2 separate regions of the Mus musculus genome follow, and region 1 is linked to region 2. Evidence: chromatin loops called from intact Hi-C (ENCODE). Cell type or tissue: left cerebral cortex. All regions are shown on one strand. Links, peaks and the distances in the headings refer to the core of each region. The heading gives the core; the rest is flanking DNA.

Region 1 (10,059 bases), core at 955-8,954, 61 kb after region 2:
CTGTCATGTGTGTGTGTGTGTGTGTGTGTGTGTGTGTGTGTATACAAGTGTAGGTTCCAGAAGTCAACCCCAGTGGTGTTCTTCAGGAGCTGTCCATCTTGCTCTCGTGCTGGGACCCGGGGCTCACCAATTACGATAAGCAGATAGGCAGATAGGCAGGTAGGTGGGTAGGTGGATTGGTGGATAGGCAGTCTGGCCAGTGAGATAAGGGACCTGGCCATCTCTGCTTCCCCAAATCTGGGGATACAAGCACATGCCATCATGCACAACTTTTGCATGTGGTTGCTGGGGCTCAAACACAGGTCTTTATGCCTTCATAACAAGCAAACAAGCAGTTTACTGACTGAGCTGGCTCTTTAGCACCCAGAGTGTTGATATTGCAGGTATGAGACGCTGCAGCTGGTTTCAACTGCTTAATTTCTTAATAACTGTTTTTTTTTTTAAATAAAGACTTATTTTTAGTTATGTGTGTGTGCATGCAGATGCAAGTGCAGGCATCTGCTGAGGCCTCAGATCCCCCTGGAGTTGGAGTTACAGGCTGTTCAGTGGTCTGACATGGTTCTGGGGACAGAACCCTGGTCCTCTGCAAGACAAGCAAGCGCTCTTAACCACTAAGCCGTCTCTCCAGCCCCACAGTTGAGACATTTATGTAGTTGTTTTAAAATCTTTTCTAATAAATCTATGCGTACACCAGTATTTAAATATGTTTCCTTCTAGGAGTTGTATTAATTTAATTAGGTTTATAGTATCTCTTAAAAATTCAATTTTGTCCTGGGTGTGGTGGCGCACGCCTTTAATCCCAGCACTCGGGAGGCAGAGACAGGCGGATTTCTGAGTTCAAGGCCAGCCTGGTCTACAAATTGAGTTTCAGGACAGCCAGGGCTACACAGAGAAACCCTGTCTCAGAAAACCAAAAAAAAAAAAAAAAAAAAAAAAAAAAATTCAATTTTGTATATTGTGTGAAGTAGAGACTGAGTCCCCCACCACCACCACCACACACACACCATGTACAAAACCATTGTTTGAACACCCTCTGTTGTTGCTCTAGTAAAGAAAACATCATCTGGCTTTTCAAAATTTTCAAAGCTTAAGCACCACCAGAAAAAGCACGTCTGTGTCAGGTATGGTGGCACGTGCCTGTGATCCCAGAGGTCAGAAGGCAGAGGCAGGTGGATTCTGTGAGTTCCTGGCCAGCCTGGTCTACAGAGTAAGATCCTGTTTCAAGGCCAAAAATAAAAATAAAAACAAACAAAAAACCGTGCACTGGCTGCTTTTGTGTGCCAACTTGACACAAGCTAGAGTCAGCAGAGAGAAAGGAGCCTCCGCTGAGGAAATGCCTCCATGAGATCTTGCTGTAAGGATCTCAGTTAGTGATCAAGTGGGGAGGGCCCTGACCGTTGTGTGTGGTGGCATCCTTGGCCTGGTGGTCCTGGGTTCTACAAGAAAGCAGACTGAGAAAGCCACGGGAAACAAGCCAATAAGCAGCACCCCTCCATGGCCTCTGCATCATCTCCTGCCTCCAGGTTCTATCCCTGCTTGAGTTCCTGTCCTGACTTCCTCCTGTGATGGAAGTGTAAACCAGGTAAACCCTTCCCTCCCCAACTTGCCTTTTGGTCATGGTGTTTCAACGCAGCAGTAGAAAACCTAACCAAGACCATTTCTTAGTTTTTCTCTGCTCTAAATGGGGCCTGCTGTCTGTCTACCCATATCACGTCACTGGGGCCTGTCATAAATGTAGACTGATACTACTTGCCCCACAAGCCTCAGGTGACTCATAGACACAATTTGGAGCAGCTTGAGGGACGAAGGGAAATTTCTTGGTGACATTTGCTGCCCTCTTACAGCCTGCCTGTTCACTGCAAGCTGCAAAGACTGTCGACTGCCTACCTCTCTGGGACATGTGCCTCCTAACCGGCTTAGAATGCGCTGTTCTTTGATGCTGTTATTTGAAGGGAGGGGACACACCCACCAGACCACGTCTCATCCTCTAAGACCCCTACACCACACCACTGCTCACTCACACAGTGGTACCTTTCTACTGCTTCCTGCATACACATCAGTTTCTTTAACTGAAGCGAGGAAATAATTTTGGCTCTCTATCTGAGGCTAATAATCGGTAATCCTAGGAGTATATGGGGATAGAGGGAGCACAATAGAAACCAGCTATTTCGGAGCCACCGCACCTCCTCCCCCAGCCCCCGCCCCAGTAAAGCCTGGGACACTAGAGTCTTTTTTCTTTTCTTTTTTTTTTCTTTCTTTCTTTCTTTTTTCTTTTTTTTCTCTTATTCAGCCCTACCTCCTCCCACCCAGGCAGGCAGCATCCAGCTGCCTTCTTCCCAGGCGTACTTCTCCTCCCTCGCGCCTCCCCGTCCCCAGGGCAGCGTGCACCGATAAATCTTTCGCAGCACGTAGCATTGTTGCCACGGGTTGGCCGGGCTGCTGCCCGCTGCACACCCCTCTCCCGCCCCCCTCCCCCGCCCCCCGCCCCCTGCTCGGCTTGCTAATGACCCAGCACAGCCTCTCTTCCTCGTTTGGCTTTGAAGCTCCAGCCCCTGGCACAGTGCCTGGCACTTGCGGGGCTCTCAATCAATGTTTGCAAAATCGGATTCTCGGCGGAGCAGGTGTCCACCGGGAGCCGGGGGCGCTGGGCGGGGCCTGCGAGGGGGGCCTGCGGGGCCGCGCTCCACCCCTCCGGGCCCGCGCTGCGCCCCCGCCCGTGCGCGCTGCCCCGACCCCGCGCGCCGCGACAGGGAGGGGCCGGCGGAGGCGGAGCCAGTAGCAGCGGAGGCTGGTGGCTCCCGCGCGGCTCCGGGTCACCGATCCCAGATCCTGGCGCGACGAGGTAAGAAGCAGCGCGTGGCACACAAGGGACCTGGTGCGCGGCGGGGAGGGGAGGGGGAGCGGAGACCCGCCCCTCGGGTGCACCACTGCCTTGCGGCCCACCCTCCCCGGCGGGGCTCCGTTCCCAGCCCGCGGTCCCCTTCACTGCTCGGCGTCCGCGCATCCCGTGCGCCCCGCTCATTCCCGCCGCTCTGCATCCCATCTCCCCCCACCTCGGGGGTTTGCTCCCCCCCCCCCAGCTCCTCTGGGAAACCGGCTGGAGCCGGGAGTGTGTGTTTGTGTGGGGAAGTCGGGGGCAGTCGGGGGCCGCAGCTGGAAGCCGCCGAGGGGTGAGCCCGGCGTGGGGGCGGGGGTCGGGTACCATTCTTCTGCCTTCGATGTGACTGGTGCTCCACGCAGCGGGCTGGCTCCATGTCTGTCGAATGAATGAATCATGAGTCCTTGTCCCTCTCTGAAGGAGGACTTTTTTGAGGTCCACGTGCTACAGAGCACCTGGGGAGGGGAGCTCTTGAGATAGGGTACCTGCTTCCGGTAGAACAGAAACTCCGCTCTCACTTCTTCTGTCTTCAGACTGGAGGCTCTCTTTGGGTTGGGGGCTGGAGGTGGGGTCGGCGGTGGGAGCTCTTGCAGGCCTTAACCAGGTACTTGTTGAAGGGATATTGAGACTTGAGCAAGCACTCTTGGAAGGTACCAGCAATAGAGAGGACAGAGCTTGTGGTCGAGAGCATACCGCACAAGCAGGGGGACTTTAGGCCAAGGTCAGTCTGGAAGAAGTGATCTGAGTACCTATTCTGGTTCAAAAGTTATTTAGGGATGCCCAGTCTCTGTTTCCTAATCAGTAAAATGGGTGCATTGGTGTTCATCCTTTAAGGCTTTCTGCATAGTCAGAAAAGAGCAGCATCTTTAGTGTATTGGGGGCGCCCAAGAAGTCTTGCTCCCTGCCCAACCTCCTCCCCAAAAAGTGACTGTTTCTCCCCCCCACCCCCCATCTTATTTCTTCTGTCCTCACAGAGGTCATAAGCAGATCCTGGTGATGTGTGTTCATTACTGAGAGATTCCTCTCCCACCCACACAAACTGTAGGGACAGCTGGGGACCTGCTGGGCACAGGCATGCCAGTACTGTCTGAAGACTCGGGTGAGTGTCCTTAACCTGGGCTGCAGCTTCGGGGGGCCTCCCAGGATTGGAGAAAACCAAACCATAAGCAGGACCAGTGCTGTAGCAGCTGCCTCTGACCGATCTGTTGCCCGGCAGGCCTGAGCCTGCAGGGTGAACGGTGTCAAGGCAGGATGGGAGTGTTGTCTGCGAGACTTTTCAAGGACAGGAAGTGCCACTGTTACTGGACCTTGTTTCTCTGGCTCTTCCTCAGGTTTGCATGAGACCCTGGCACTGCTCACCTCTCAGCTCAGGCCTGACTCCAACCACAGGGAGGAGATGGGCTTCCTGAGAGATGTCTTCAGTGAGAAGAGCCTCAGTTATTTAATGAAGGTGAACCCCCGCTGGCTCAGCCACCCCCCACCCCCATCCCTAAGGGAGGCTCTTTCTGTGCCATCTCAGCCACTCCCCTGCCCCTGGAAGGTTTCTAACTCATTAGTCAGGGCTTTCCAAATATGCTGCTATGGAGGGGACCCAGCCTGTGGCCCTAGGTGTCACCACAACCCTGGGTGCTGTGTATGGTATTTAGGGTAAAAGCAGAAATCAAATGTCTTTGCAGATTCATGAGAAACTCCGCTATTATGAGAGGCAGAGTCCAACCCCAGTCCTCCACAGCGCCATGGCCCTTGCTGAGGATGTAAGTCCCAGATTTTAATGTTTTGGCTTAAGGTGGCGCACAACCCGAAGCCCAGAAAAGGCTCTAACTCACCTTGTAGCCACTGCCTAGCTGGGGACATCAGAGGTTGGGAGGCTGAGGATGAAGAGAGAGGGGTTGCTTCCCCTCCTTCTTCTCCCTTTAGTGTGTGTGTGTGTGTGTGTGTGTGTGTGTGTGTGTGTGTGTTGCTTGGATTCAAACCTGAAGTCTTGTACATGCTAGGTAGGTGTTGCATGGCTGAGCTGTAGTTCAGTCCTCTTTCATTCTAGTCTTTCCTGAACCTTTTGGCATCAAGGAGGACTTTGTTAGCCTTAGCCTGGGCCAGGAGACATAGTGATTCCTGCTGACTGTGTGTTCTGGAGAAACCCTGCTCCCTCAGCTGTAAAATGAGAGCCTTGGATCCGATCAGCAGCTCCCCACCTGTTCCAAGAAGTGGTGACATTTGTAGGTCAGATAGTGCCTTGTGTCTGGGCTTTGAGAGGCTGGCACGAAGTCCCGAATTCAAGGGACTCATGGCATGTCCCTGCTGACTGGCTCTGGTTTCTTGACTCCTCACAGACTGAGTCCTTGTGGGTTTTGGTTTAGCTGTCCTGGTTGCTGATTTAGATTGACTCCTATATAGATCACCTGATATCTGACTAGTTAGCTGGGTTCTTTCCCTAAGATCCTCGGGCCAGAGGATGGCCTGGCGGTGGGTGGTATAGTCTGTGGCAGACCCTGTACCTTGCTCCTTTCTTTGCAGTGTGACATTTGGAGAGGGTTACATCACCCAAGTTCTACACTGCCAATTTTGCCTCTAGCTGTGTGACCTTAAAGAAGTCCACTCAACCTCTCAGCCCCATTTTTTTTCATCCGTGGAATAGCCTAGAGTCAGAGGCACAGACTGTACAGCCAGACAAGGCTGGGTTTAAATTCTTGCTGTTCCTCTGTGAGCTTTGTGATCCTGGGTAAGATTTATAATCTCTCTGGGCCTCACCCTTAAATAGCAAAATTAAAGTGTTCACGGCATCGGTTTGCTGAGAAGACCCATATAAAGCCTCAGTGTACAGTAGATACAGCCTCTGCACATCTGTGAGTGCATTCTCGTCCCTGGTTTGATTTCCCCAGAGCCTCTGCCAGTCTTGGAGTGGCCAGTGTAACATGTTTCAGGGTGCTACGGCCATTCCTGAGAGGATCCTTGTGTCCGAGGCCCAGGGAAGAGGGCTTTCCTCCCAGGGGTTCCATCCAGCAGGCACCCGCAAGGGGCACCTCAGCCTCCTGTCTCCTTCTCTTACAGGTGATGGAGGAGCTGCAGGCTGCCTCTGTGCACAGTGATGAGCGGGAGCTGCTGCAGCTGCTGTCCACCCCCCACCTCAGGGTAGTCACGCCACAGTCCCTGCCCACCCACGAAGTTGTGTCTCCTGGGACGGGGGTGGAGAGAGAGCTGGAGTCCTGAGGCGGATGCTTCTGTGTGAAGGATCCTGAGGGATGCCCCTGGGTGGGGAGGCGGCGTTTCTCAGGCAGGAGCTAGGAGCCCCTCTCTCCCCCTGCCCAGCCGAGGACCTCTAACTTTGGCGGGCATAGAGCCAGCCCTTTCCTCCGGCTTTCCTGACAGGCTGTGCTCATGGTCCACGACACGGTTGCCCAGAAGAACTTCGATCCTGTTCTGCCCCCTCTGCCCGATAACATCGATGAGGATTTTGAAGAGGAGTCGGTGAAGATTGTTCGCTTGGTGAAGAATAAGGAGCCCCTGGTCTGTGCCTTTTTCTCTCTACCCACATTCCTCGGCACCTCACCCCCCAACCCAGAAGACCCGGAAGGCACCCTTCCCCGAGTTCACAGTGAACGACAGCCACTTTGCCAGAACACTCTTTCTCTGAGTGGAAACAGTGACTCTCAGTTATGGCTAAGCCATTTTGTGCAGCAAACAACCTGTGTGGCTGTTTAGGGTGACCTTGATCAAAGTTAACAGACTCCGTCCAAGGGCTAAATGTAGCCTACAGCTAAATTTTGTTGTTGTTATATATATATATTTGTTGTATATATATTATATATACTTGTGTGTATATATATATACACACACACATATATATACAACAACATATATATGTATATATATGTATATACACACATATATGTATATATACATATATATATATATTTTTTTTTAAATTATATGAGTACACTGTGGCTGTCTTCAAACACACCAAAAGAGGAATAGGATCTCATTACAGATGGTTGTGAGCCATCATGTTGTTGCTCGGAATTGAACTCAGGACCATCTGCAAGAGTAGTCAGTGTTCTTAACCACTGAGCCATCTCTCCAGCCCCCTGTTGTTGTTGTTATTATTGTTGTTGTTGTTGTTGTTGTTTTATTATATGTTAGTACACTGTAGCTATCTTCAGACCCCCCAAAGAGGGCATCAGATCTCACTACGGATGGTTGTGAGCCACCATGTGGTTGCTGGGATTTGAACTCAAGACCTTCAGTAGAGCAGTCAGTGCTCTTAATCGCTGAGCCATCTCTCCAGCCCCCTGTTGTTGTTGTTGTTGTTTTTTCCAAGACAGGGTTTCTCTGCATAGCCCAGGCTGTCCTGGAACTCACTCTGTAGACCAGGCTGGCCTCGAACTCAGAAATCCGCCTGCCTCTGCCTCCCGAGTGCTGGGATTAAAGGCGTGTGTCACCACGCCTGGCACCTGTTGTTGTTTTTAAAAGCAAGGTCGTGCTTATTCCTTTGTCATGAAGAGCTGAGTGATTGCCTCACCACGAAGCTTACGATATCTACTCCGTCCTTTACAGACAAAGTTTGCCGCTCTAGTTCTGCGTACTGAGGCAGTGCAGGCACAGCCACTCTCCTAGAGGCTAGCAAATGAGGGCTGGTTTCACCTTACTTTCAGTGGCAATGGACTGGGCAGAGAGGGAGTTTATCAGATGGAAAGAAGTGGAGGCTGTCCGGAGAATTCAGTACTTGCCTCAGAGAACCTCAGAGCTGGCATTCTCTGGCTCCTGTTGCCCACAGCTGCCCTGTGATGGGTGAGCCATGTCTCCCAACAGATGAAGATGTCTCTGTTGCCTCTGCTTCTTTACCTGTGCCATGGAGTTGGCGTACAGCCTGAGATCCCCCCCACCCCCACCCCCGCCCCGTGCACTCACAGTGTTACGGGTTACATTGGTCCAGAGAGGAGTATGTGATATACAGTGATGTAGGGACTTTGGAGGCCAGGGGGCAAGTGGCCTCAGGTGGGCAGTGGGCAGCCTCTGTAGTTAGCGGAATGTATCCTTCTGTGCTGACAACAACATGACCTCTGTTATGACAAACGTGAAATGTTTGCACGAATCATCAGTAACAAACGACAAACGTTCATTGGACACTCACTGTTTCCATGGGACATGCATTTCCCTTATAACAACCTTGCAACAACCTTTCATGTTAAATGATCTTCCTCATCCTAGAGGAGCCAGGCTCAGAGAGCACAAGGGGACTCTCTAGCTGAGGCCACAGGATTTCTAGTCAGTGGCCTAGTTGGGTATCAGTCTTGGGGTGTCTGTACTTGGCTCCCCTCCCCCCTCATCGCTGTGCTGATGTGGGACTGGAACGTACCTGGTACAGGAAATTGGGAGCTCATTAGTGCTTTTTTTTTTTAATCTGTGAAACCATCTCTTTGTGTTTCATGGGCCAAATCCTGGTCCTGATGCTCTGGAGGGGGCATAATTGGTTCCTGTTGGCAGTAACAGAAGGCCCAGGAACACTGGGACTGGCTCGAGGCAGGTTGAGAATTTGCTAGCACATACTGTCCTCATTATTAAATGTCTCTGCAAGTGACAAGAGCTTCGATGAGACAGGAAACACAGGGTTTAGCATCATCAAAAGCTCCCCCCGCAACCCCCGTTTCCATGAGGAGACCTTTGAAGATGCTTAGCTTCTCCGATACCCAGTTCTTCATGTATCATTTATTTATATAAAAATTTTTAATTGCATTTATTTTGTTTTGTGTGTGTGTTGCCACAGCTCAAGCATGGCGACCAGAGGACAACTTGTGGGAATTGATTCTCTTCAGCAATGTGGGTCTTGGGGATTTGAACTCAGACTTGGTGGGAGATGCATATGTCCGTTGAGCCACCTCACTAGCTGTATTTAATTATTATTCTTTTTGAGGTGAAGTCTCAAATAGCTCAGGCTAGTTTCAAACTCATTATGTAGCAGAGGGTGACCTTGAACTCTTAATTCTCCATTCTCTACTTCCTAAATGCTTGGGTTGCAGGCATGTGTGCCACCACACCCAACGCAAGAGGCCTGATCCCTTGTGCAGAATGGATGATTGCATCGTATTTTGTAAACTCTAAAGTGTAGAGCTTTGCTTATCTCCCACCACCGCCCCTGCCATCCCCAGTCTTACGGTGTTCTTAGCCTTGGGAAGGTCTCCATGGATTCACCTTCCGCTGTATCAGAGGGAGGAATGAAGAAGACTTTAAGTTGAATAGAGGCTGCCTTGCTAGAGCCTGCCTGCTCTTGTCTCTCATTCAGGGTGCCACCATCCGACGGGATGAGCATTCGGGGGCTGTTGTGGTGGCCAGGATCATGCGAGGGGGTGCGGCAGACCGGAGCGGTGAGTGGAGCCCGTGGAATGATGGGTGGCAGCCTGGCTAAGACATGGCTCTCTGTCTCCACCTCTAGGGTAACCTTTGTGGGATTTGCTTTGCTTTGGGGACTTGTAGATGGGATTCTCAAGGTCCCAAGGTCAATTGGAATCTCATTGAAGCCTAATAGGCTTGGAGTTCTCATGGGTGATCGGGAAAGAGCTCAGACACCTGGCAGAAGATTGTAACCCTTAAGCTCTGAGAGGGGCTTAGTTGGAGATCCAGGCTGGGCTGGGATAGTCCTTGTCACCTGGAGTCACCTCATCACCTTGTGAAACTGCTGTGGACAGGAGTCTGGGTGGAGAACAAGTTGGTCGTCATCAGTGCATGGAAGGTCTGGTGGGCGGGCCTCTCAGTGGAAGAGGATTTCCCCTCCAGGTCTGGGGACCAAGACCTTACTTCCCAAACACTAATGAGCGTGTCGGTAACGTCTGATAGACTGATTCAGAGTTCTGCACTGCTAATGGTGCTGCTGCTGCTGGCCCAGTGCCTGCTCAGAGCAACAAAGAAAGGCCAAATTATGTCAGGACACTTGTCATTAAAGCAGAGGCTAAGTAGTGCTGCCTGTGGTGGCACTTGTGCCTCGAGTCTCAGCTGCTTGGGAGAAGCGATTGCTCGGGAAGGATGATTTCTGGCATACAAGGGATTAAGACCAGCCTGGGCAACATTGCAAAGGCCTGTTAAAGGAGATAAAGCAGCTCGGGTGCACAGCTAAGATGGTAGGAGGCTTGTTGAGTTCCATCTGCACACTGCATAAAGCCAGGCATGATGGTGCATACCTCAATCCTGGC
Region 2 (10,059 bases), core at 1,010-9,009:
CACCACTTTTTTCTTATTTGTACACTGATGTCTCCAAACTTCTTTTTCCAGAGTGGTATAGCAAATAGAAAAGGTTTCCAGAAGAAGCTTTGGGGAGTTGCAGGTGTGTGTGTGTGTGTGTGTGTGTTCATGAATGTGGGTGAATAGACTGGGCTCCTGCTGGCCAACAGTGGGGTGATGGTTTTGGGTTTTGGTTTTGTTGTTGCTGTTTTTCTCTTTTTGTCTTGATTCTCAAAGCTGTGATCTGAACACCCACCACAAGAAAAAAAAAGTGTTTGGGGGCTGGAGAGATGGCTCAATTGTTAAGAGCACTGACTGCTCTTCCAGAGGTCCTGAGTTCAATTCCCAGCAACCACATGGTGGCTCACAACCATCTGTAATGGGATCCATTGCCCTCTTCTGGTGTGTCTGAAGATAGCTACAGTATATATATATATATGTGTGTGTGTGTGTGTGTGTATGTATGTATATATATGTATGTGTATATATATATATATATATATATAATTAATTTTAAAAAAGTATTTGAAGTAAAGCCTTGCCTGCACCCTTGTGACTTCTGAGAAAGACAGGTGTACTACAGACCAGCATCAGGAGCAAGCATTCTTCCCAGGGGCAGTGCAGCCCCTAGAACTACAGGGAGAGGAAGCTCGGTAGAGTCCAGAGCTGGGTAGGGACGGCTTTGTGCTCAGCTTCGAGCAATGTGTTAAAACATTTAACCACACCACTAGAATAGCATGTCTTCATGCTATGTGTCTCTAGGACACACCTCTTCCCAACCCTTGCCCCAGTATGTTAGGTTCACAGAAACCGGTGCCTCATTTTCAACAAACAGGAACATAGTAATCTTTGTTGATAAATGTTTCCATCCACTAATCTCACAGGACTATTGCAGGAAACTATCAATCAAATGTAAGGTGTGTGTGTGCATAGGTGGGGGGTCAGACTGTAAGAATAGTGAGTTGGAATACACTAGGTGGATTAGAACTTGAATCCCACTGTGTCCTTGGGATCCTGGATGCAGTAAGTTTGCTGTGAATTGCTATGGGGGGTAATATTTGAGAAGTTTTGGGAGGAATCAAGATTTCTCTCCCCCACCCAACTAAGTGCAAACAGATTCTCTAAGCAGAGGTGAGTGGGTAAGATCCAAGGGAGTCTCCGAGGAAGGAGACCTCTTGTCCTGAGTTTAATTAGGAAGATCTAGTTTGGAAGCCTTTTTCCTCAGACAGAAGCCTGTAGTTCCAACCACCACCATCTGGGGTCGCTACAAAACTTTCTCTTCTCTAAGGAATAAGAGACGTGGGCTACTTAACAGCCTTTAGCATTTTGACCCATCGCTGGCTTTTCCCTACACCAATTCCCAACTGCTTCCCTTTGCTAACAGGGTCGGCTGGGACCACATCTAGACATGAATCCTCAAGTCAATTCATTTTCGAGATTTCCAAGCAAGTTTCCAGGATCTTAGAAGCTCAGTTATAAGAGGAAGATATAAACGCCCCGCTCCCCACCGAGCGCCTATTCCATAGGGTAGCGGAGGGGTTAGGGGGCACCCAAGTCAGGGAAGGCCCCGGCTTGCACAGACTGAATGAAGGCTGTTTTCCACTTGGGGCCACCAATAGTCTGAGGCTGTGCAGTATCTTTTACTAGCAGGTCTGGGAGGAGCCAGAGGCTGAGCAAGGCGGGCTAGCGGGCTTAACCCTTTGCTTTCTTCGTTTTGCTGCCTGAAATAGAATCTAGGGCCTCTCCTGCACGTTCAACCCACCAATGGAGCCGGACGCCGTCACTACTTATTTGTTGAAACGGGATTTAGGAGGGAGAGACTGTTTCTTCTGCTCTTGTGCCTTAAACAGAGGCAAGGATCAACTTCCCGCGTCAAGGCTAAAATTAGGATCTTGGTCCCTTTCATGAAAAAACACAGTCCCACTCTCTTAAATTTTCTGTTTTTCTTCAAATTTTCTTAGAAGCAGGCATGTGCCGTATGACTATAACGCCACCCCCAGGCTTATCCCCTACCAGAGTTAGTGTCCTGATGTCCCCTTGCTTTTCCAAAACTGTGTTAGGAAAGGACAGACGAAGCGTTCAGGGGACTGGTACGCTGGACTAAGCGGTCCCGTTAAGGGGGGTGATCCCATCGCGCTCAGTTTCCCCCCCTTTCTTTTATTAAACATCATCGCCCTTTTAAAGAATTCCTACGCGCCAAGTAACACACGTTGGTCCTGCTCAGAGTTGGGGGTCGTGGGCTTTGCGGTGCCTGTTAACCACCACTTCCCCGCCCACCCGCCTGCTCCTGGGAGATTACTTTACAGTGGACCGTAGGTTGCCGCGTCCCTTCCGTGTCCCAGCCCTCTCCTTTCTGTCTCCGCCCCTTCGCTCCTAGGAGACCTTGCCGCTTTAAGAGCGCGGCTAGCGATTGACAAGCAATAACCGCGGAGCGCCGGGCTGCGCGGAATCGCCCCAAGCTAGGGGCTCCCCAAAACGCAGGTAGGTATTCCTAGGCCCCTGGGCCAGCACCCACCTCAGAACCCTTGCCTCCTTTTCGACCTATCACCTACACTTGGGGATCCTATTCTCCAGGTCCAAACTCCTGGGCCCCTTCCCCAAGTCGCCCCACTCCCTCTCCAGCTGCAGCACTGGGCTCTCTGTGTGTGATGCCGGTAGGGAGAACCGAACCCCTCATCCCAGGGATGCTGGTTCCCATGCCAGCGATGAGGGCTCCAGAGGGACACCGGACACAGAGACGCTGAGCTGAGAGGAGCACAGGTATTTGCGCGGCCTCTCCAGGGTCTGTGTTGGGTTGGGGGGGGGGGGGGACTTCGGATCCCGGCATTACGTAAGAGCCGTGCTACTGGCGTTTCCGGCCCTGGGGGAGCTAGACTAAGATTGTACTGGGTCCCTTGGCACCCTGCACCCCAAGAGACCAACACCTCAGTCATTCCTGAGAGAGGGTTCTGGAGAGGGGCGGTCTGCTAACCTAGAGTGCCAGGCCAGGTCCAGGAGGTTGCAGGGTTTTGGAGCCAGGGTTTAAGGTATGGGGATTCCAGAGGGAATCAGCACCAGAAGCAAGGAGCCAGGGTCAGAAAGTTAGGTCAACTAAGGGGTAGTGGGGAATGAAGACCTGGGGGACGTGGGGGGGGGCAGTCATTCAGTGACCTCATCCCCTAGTCCCGGCGGGCACGCAAGCAAAGAACCTTCTTTGATGGCTCGCAACACGCCCCCTCCTTCCTAGGTCCTAGCGCCCGGCGGGTTAGGGCTGAATTGAAGGGGCGGGGGCAATCTGATTGTGAGTGCGGGCACGTCCGCCGGCTCCCTAGACCCCATCCTCCAGTCCTCAGTTATCTACAGTTCTCCCCATAACCGTGTCCGGCTCCAAAGTGCCTTTGTCAGGCGTTCGTCTTTCGCACCTCTCTGAGTCTGCACCGATGGAGCGGGGGTGGGTGGGAGGATGGAGGAAATCTCTCTCTTTGAAGCTGGCGGGCTTCACCTACACACCCGGGGGACGGGGGTTGGATAGCTTGGTGGCGGATGTGCGTGTGGAGGTGGGAGTGGGAGGGCCTTAGGTTTAGGCTTTTGGGCGCCGTGATGCTGGTTTCGTGATGACTGGGCCCGGGGACCTTGGCACGGAACCAGGCTAGCTTGCCTGGCACTGCCGTTCTCCTGTGGGCACGGGCGGCCCCGCCCTCTCAGAGGCTTGGGTGGGGGTGGGGCAGAGCGAGCCGACGCCGTGGGAACCAACTCCTCAGGGAGCAGACCCAGGCTTACTGGGCAGGACTCCTGGGCCTAGGGTTTCACACAGGCTCCTCCCTGGCTCTTCCCCGTTTCCCTGCTCCAGGAAAAGAGGAACCACAGCAAGCACCTCTAGTGGGGAGTATGGCCCAAGGCCTGAGAAGCTGTCCCCTGCTCTCTAGGAATAAGGACATGGAGTTGACAGAGGGGACACTGGCGCTGGCACAGTGTAACCTGGACATTTCTTTTAACCAGTGGTGCTAGCGTGAAAGGGGTTCCCCTCATCTCTCTCTCTCTCTCTCTCTCTCTCTCTCTCTCTGCAAGTTCGATTTTTCTGGAAAAGATCCGGGAGGAAAGGGAATCGTATCCCTCACCTTTGTCATTTGGTTTCTGGAGCTGTCATTATCTTAGGCTTGGGAGAGGGAGAGGGAGAGGGAGAGGGAGAGCGAAGAGGAGGAGGAAGAGGAGAGAGAGAGAGAGAGAGAGAGAGAGAGAGAGAGAGAGAGAGAGAGAGAATTTTATTAAAACCTGTAGTTGCTCCTCTGAGAATTATTTTGGGTTGGAGAGGGGAGAGGCTGGGAGGGTGGAGTGGCCCTATGGCTCCCCGTGTGGTGGTGGTGGGGATGCATTTAGTCTTAAAGTGGGCACTGCCAGCTGCTTCCCCCTACTCCCCCACCCTTGCTGAGAGCCACTGCCTCCTGTTGTCATGGCAACTGGGGAATTAGGGTTTTATCCAGTAACACATGCCCAGGAAGGCAAGGGGAGAAAGAGTAGTGGGTCACCCTGTTCTCCTTTCCACGGAGGATGAAGGAGCCAAGCTTAGCTTGGGAGACCCGGGGATGGGGATGGGACTGCAAACTCCATGCCTGCTTCTGGCTGCTGCCCTTCACTTCTCCCTGTCCCAACTCCTGGTGGAGAGAGAGAGAGAGAGAGAGAGAGAGAGAGAGAGAGAGAGAGAGAGAGAGAGAGAGAGAGAGAGAAAGAGCAGGAAAGGAAATATCATTTCTGTCAGCTGGACACCAGTGTTTGTGAGGGCACCCTCACCCGAAGGTTCTAGGCCTGGGGCACAGCGGCAGGTAGCGGACCTCAAGGCTGCCCCCTTGGACTTTCCAGGCCTGGGAAACTTTCCAGTGTTTGCTCATATCCTCGACGTCATTCTCCTTCCAGCTAAAGAAAGAACCAGAAAAAATATTATGTTTGGTTTGTTTGTTTTTGACATGAGTTCTCTACTCTCTATGTTTCCCAGGCTGATATGGGTTCAGAGGACCCTTTCTGCCTTGGCCTGAGGGGCTGGTACCACAGCACAGGTGGGCATTGCCATGCCCAATGAGAAATACTTTTTGTGGGGACAGTGGTGCCCAGCACTCGGGAGGCAGAGGCAAGCAGATCTCTGCGAGTTCTATGCCAGCTTGGTTTACAGGGTGAATTCCAGGAGCTCACAGAGAAATCCTGTCTTGAAAGCCAAAACAAACAATAAACAAACAAATAAACTAAAAACATAAGAGAAATAAAAAAGAGAAAAAATATCTAAGACACAAAACCTAGGTTTTCACCATAGCTTTCTTACCAGCTTTGGGGCCTTGAGGAAATTGATTAACCTCTCTGATCCTGTCTCCCCTGCCTCTGAGAAGGGGCATGCCATCTGCCTTTCTTGCTTTTCAGAGCACTTGGGGTCACTCTTGTAACCTAAGTTCCCGTTTCTGGGCAACACTACCTTCCTGCCTTATGGCTGTTCCTGAAGAGACAGATAGCCTTCTGAGTCTCACGGCCTTGGCTTTGCCCCGTGCCTTCTCAGCCTTCTCTTTCCTTCTCTAGGACCATCAGAATCCACACTGCCTCTATTCACCATGCCGGTTGCTGCCACGAACTCCGAGTCTGGTAAGAAGAAGTTAAAGCTGTCAGCCTGCCTCGGTGGTTCAGGAGTGGGGGGAGGTTGGGCAAAGATCAGGGGGTAGATGTAGCAGTGACAGTCATCCCTCCCCTGTCACAGCACACGTGGTCATTAGGTCACGCAGGCTGCCTCCTCACTGGGGTTGGATAGAGCTGGGGAAGATATGAGCTTGTTCCAATAGTGCTTGCTGTATGTTGCAGCATGGCTCACCTGCCCGAGGCTCAGGCTACTTGCTCCAGAGATAGTGTACAGTGAAGCTGGACGGGAATGGCTGCCCCCGCCGCTGCCACCACTGCTGTGCTTTTTAATGGCATTGACCCATAGTAAGCCAGTCACCTCTGACTTGTTTCCTCTGAGGTGAGGTGACAGGATGGGATGGATGGTTTTTGACTTTGCTCCTAGGTCTCCCAGACTCTGATGACAGCAGTGGGCCCTCTTCATAGACACACACCTGCATCCATACCCCAACGTCTGCACCCCACCCCAGTGATCCCTGGATCCTTGAGTAATTTCTGAGCCTCACCAGGGTAGGGTTCCATGTCCAGAGGCTCTGAAAGGGTTCTGGCGGCTGCAGCTATGAGATGCCCTGGGAGATCTGAATTCTTCCCAATGGATCCTGCTGCTCCCTCTGTAAGGCATTCCAGGTTCCCACTGTGGACACATTCTTGTTCCTACCTTCTGAGAAAACGAAGATTTCTGTGTGCCAGCCAGAACCTAAGCTGTGACCCCTTTGTCCCCTGGGAAAGGTTTCTTTTCCAAGGCTCGAAATTCCCCCCCCCCCCCCCGTTTCTTGGAGGGATCACGATTTCCTCTTGCCCTGTGGCCTCTCTCCCTGCTCCACTGATCAGGAACCCCACTCTAAGCTGCTTAGGAGTTAATGAGACCCATTCCTGAGCCGTGCTTAAAGAGCCTCTCATCTGGGGCTGCTCAGTAAACCTATTAACAGTGACCAGCAGGGCTGCACCGGGAGACACTTTCCAGCGGCAGGCCTTTTGGTGGGGGCAGGGAACCCATGCCTGTGTGTGTGGCCCACTTTTTCAAACACCTCCTTGGGCCCTGTTCCCCTAGCTGCAGTGCCGTGGGCTGCTCTTTGATTCTATGTACAAAGAAAGAAATGATACTATGTGCTCCCTTTCCTGAGCCAGCCCTCTGCTGACTTCTCAGCTTCAGAATCTGAGAGTGTATCGTGTGCCTGCGGTGGTTTGAATGAAAATGGCCCCAGCAGCTCAAAAGGAGTGGCACTATTAGGAGGTGTGGCCTTGTTGGAGTAGGTGTGGCCTTGCTGGAGGAAGTGTGTCACTGGGGGGTGGGCTTTGAGGTTTCAAATGCTCAAGCCAGGCCCAGCGGGCTCTCTCTTCTTGCTCCTTGCCTGCCCTTATCATCTGGTGGTTGCTGTACTTTCCATGGGTTTGACAGAGAGACAGCTGTGTCCCTCATCTGAGGTTGGGCTCCCCCTGCACCGTCCCTTCTTTTTCCCCTGGAACACTTCTGTTTTGGGCTCTGCAAAGGTGAAAGTAGCCACTTCCTTCTGCATTCCTTCCCCATGGATCAAAATGGTCCATTTATTTATTATTAAATATATTATCATTTATTAATATATTTTATTTATTTATTTACTTACTTACTTACTTACTTACTAATTATGGGAGGACTCACCCTGGTTTTAGTTCAGGAGCATTTGGGAGCTGCATGTGTGATGTCTCACACAGGCAAGCAGTTTAGACATCTCGTGCTCACTTTGTGTCCTCTTCCTTCAGACTGCTTGCTCCCTCATTTCTGTCTATGAGTCAAGGTGAGAATGGGGACCTGCTTTCTGATGGCACTGTCCCTTTAAATATCTCCACCATCCCTGGGTTACTGTCCTAATGTGTAATCCCGCCTGCTGCCATGGCAACCAGGGGTGCAAGGCAACCGTGGTGCCACTCCTCTGGGAATGGCTGGCTGGAGGTGGCAGCAACAGCAGCAGTGCCTGAGTATTGGTGGCATCATGGGTACACGTGGGATACACATAGGTATACAGGGCCTGGGTAGCTAGCTTCCTTTTGCCCACTTTTATTCTTGCTGCATAAATGGACTCTTACCTGACCCCCACCCTCACTTTCCGAGGTGCCTGGCTTACTCCAGCGCATAACCCCTCACCTGATGGATAATGTTGGCAAAAGGGAGAAGCTATTGTTGAAATGGGTTAGAGACCAGCCTTTGCTGGTCCGTGGATATACCACCATTCAGTCTTTCCTCCCCATCCCTGACTCTACTGTGCTGCAGTGGATGGCATCTAAAGTTAAGATATTTGCCTCTTGTGAAAATGGTATTACTACAACTACCAGGGAGAGGGCCTAGAGCTGTTCTTGAGGGGTTTCTTTGGTCGAGGGAGTTGCTGTAAATAAACCAGCCTGGAGTTGGGGAGAGGAAGGAGGTCAGTGCTGGGTAGAACGCAACATCAGGTGAAGTAGAGGAGGGACATCTATACAAGAGAGATACGGGAGCAAGATGGGAGCCAAGCTCTGCCCGCTACCTGGGATTTCTGCACGGGCTGAGGGGGAGGTCCCAATCCACAGGGATTTACTCAAGTCCCTTACTTCCCTCAAACCTGACCTCAACGCCACCTCCCTACCTGCACCGGCACTAAGTGACAAGGATCAGGCCAGTTTAGTATGACTATCTCCTGCCACCGCCCTCCTCCCACCCATTACCGCCCCCTCCTCACCAGCAGGCGGGCTTTGGCCAATCAATAAGGCGGCCCGGGAGGCGGAGCCTTGCTATTGGCTGATCCTGCAGCGCTCCAGGAGTCCCGCCTTCTTTAGCTCAGCCCGCGTCTGGCTGGGAAGGCGCGGACCTCGCAGGGAGCCTGTTCTAGGATTGCCAAAGGGGTCGCCATGGCCTGCAGCCCAGGCAGTGAGGGTTCCTTGGAGGGGATTTCCCTAGGCTCCTCCGAAGAAGCAGAGCTCCGCAGGGAAGGTAGGACGAGGTGGGATGGAGAGGCAGGGGAGGGGTACTCAACCTTTAACTGACCCTCCCATAGTGGGCTTTGGAGCACCTGGGCAGTGGCGCGGCGCCCGTAGGGAAAATCTGGATGTCCAGCCTGCTAGGGGAGCTGATGTGGCAGGGGTCACCACTCCCCATTGGCTCAGTCCTCAAACCCCAAGAGCTTGTTGTCTAGGGAAGTCAGTGAGCAGGACCCGGAACTGTGGACATTTGGCAGAACGGGAAGGGGTCCTGACTTGGGGCATTGAGAGTCCAAGAAGGACCTTGTAAGTCTCAAATCCTTGCAACGCCCAGGCCGGGAGGAGGGCTCTGGAGAGGCAGGCTGTTAAAAGGTGGGGAGGAAGAGTAGGAAAAAAATGGGGGGGGGGCGGCTCAGGAGTCCTAAGCCATCTTCTTCAAGCTCCAGTTTTAGGGCCCCTTTCTGCCCACCCTCACTCTTTGGAGGAGGGGAGCTCTGAGCCTGTTTCCCCACTCCCCTCTCCTCCAGGATTAGGATGCTCTTATGCAGATGTAGGCGTGGGTAGCAGAGTAATGATACCCCTGCCCATCTTGGCTCCCAGCTGGGCACACTGCTTTTCTCCTCCCCCCCCCCCAGCTCCCTCCCACCTTAACCCAGGAGTGAAGGCAGCCTCCGCCCATATCTCAGGGCACAGTGTCAGGTGTACTGATGTCCTTGGTCATCTCCTCTCAGGCTGCAAGTGGTCATCCCTGGGGTGATGTGACTTTTGACCTCTGTCCGTGGTACCCAACGCCATCCCAGAAACCACGATGCTGGTTGCTCCAGCCCCTGCTGGTATTCCAGGCTTCCGTTTTGACTTTTTATGTTTTGTTTTGAAGACAGGGTTTCTCTGGGCAACTCTGGCTGTCCTGGAACTTGCTTTGTAGACCAGACTGGCCTCAAACTCAGAGATCCACCTGCTTTTGCCTCCTTGGTGCTGGGATTAAAGGCATGGGCCTCCACCGCCCAGCCGGTTTTGACTTTTTATCATGCATTAATTTCTAAAGAAGGATGTCTGTCAGAGCAGAAAGACGGGGGGGGGGGGGTGTCAGTGAGTTCTGCAGTATCTCTCTAAGCTAGTGGTATATAGCTTGCTTGGACTGGTCTAACAATTGGTCCTGGCCTTCTGCATTGCTGCCTGCTTGGATTCAGTGACATGCTCTGCCTTGCCCCTGAGCCTGCCAGCTACAGGTGGCCGAATCCTCTAGCTTCCACCCATCGAGAGGCTGAGTAGGGAGTCTGCTTCTTTGGTGCTGGGCAGACTCTTACCGCTGCTCCTTGGTGTGATTCCTGCTGCTCGTAGCCCCCTACCTTTCCAGGCTGGCATTGCTAGGGTGGAAAATGCAGATCAAGAAAACTGCCACCTGTCCCTAGGATCAATGCCCGAGGCATGCAAGGGCCTGGGCGTTTATGAGGGGAGAGTAGAGGATGCTGTTGGGTGACTATCGTGGGGATAGGGGTG

The links. Hi-C counts contacts between places; a loop is a spot of excess contacts. Peaks named below come from ENCODE experiments on the same cell type or tissue, not always from the same donor. Only the 100,000 strongest peaks of a DNase experiment are listed, where the experiment ranks them.
Region 1: a loop joins it to region 2, with 7 times the contacts of the local background. A loop is called at or near these places in 2 of 42 quality-filtered maps.

What each region holds. Positions count from the first base shown.
Region 1 is chr11:102,019,650-102,029,708 of GRCm38, reverse strand. It overlaps Mpp3 (membrane protein, palmitoylated 3 (MAGUK p55 subfamily member 3)), which reads left to right and starts at 2,754. Exons shown (of 19, transcript NM_007863.2): 1 at 2,754-2,842; 2 at 3,853-3,977; 3 at 4,210-4,328; 4 at 4,555-4,632; 5 at 5,927-6,007; 6 at 6,245-6,382; 7 at 9,156-9,237. The coding sequence starts at 3,953. E130111B04Rik (a long non-coding RNA gene) reads left to right here. Exons shown (of 2, transcript XR_880223.3): 2 at 1-57. In left cerebral cortex, for the core only: no CTCF peak of the experiment used is centred there; DNase peaks (open chromatin) are centred at 4,105, 5,057, 5,696, 6,014 and 4 more places; H3K4me3 peaks cover 2,860 bases; H3K27ac peaks cover 3,800 bases.
Region 2 is chr11:102,080,842-102,090,900 of GRCm38, reverse strand. It overlaps Mpp2 (membrane protein, palmitoylated 2 (MAGUK p55 subfamily member 2)), which reads left to right and starts at 2,386. Exons shown (of 13, transcript NM_016695.4): 1 at 2,386-2,481; 2 at 5,539-5,601. The coding sequence starts at 5,571. In left cerebral cortex, for the core only: CTCF peaks have their summits at 1,257, 4,341 and 6,656; DNase peaks (open chromatin) are centred at 5,928, 6,752, 7,512, 8,355 and 7 more places; H3K4me3 peaks cover 4,872 bases; H3K27ac peaks cover 3,681 bases.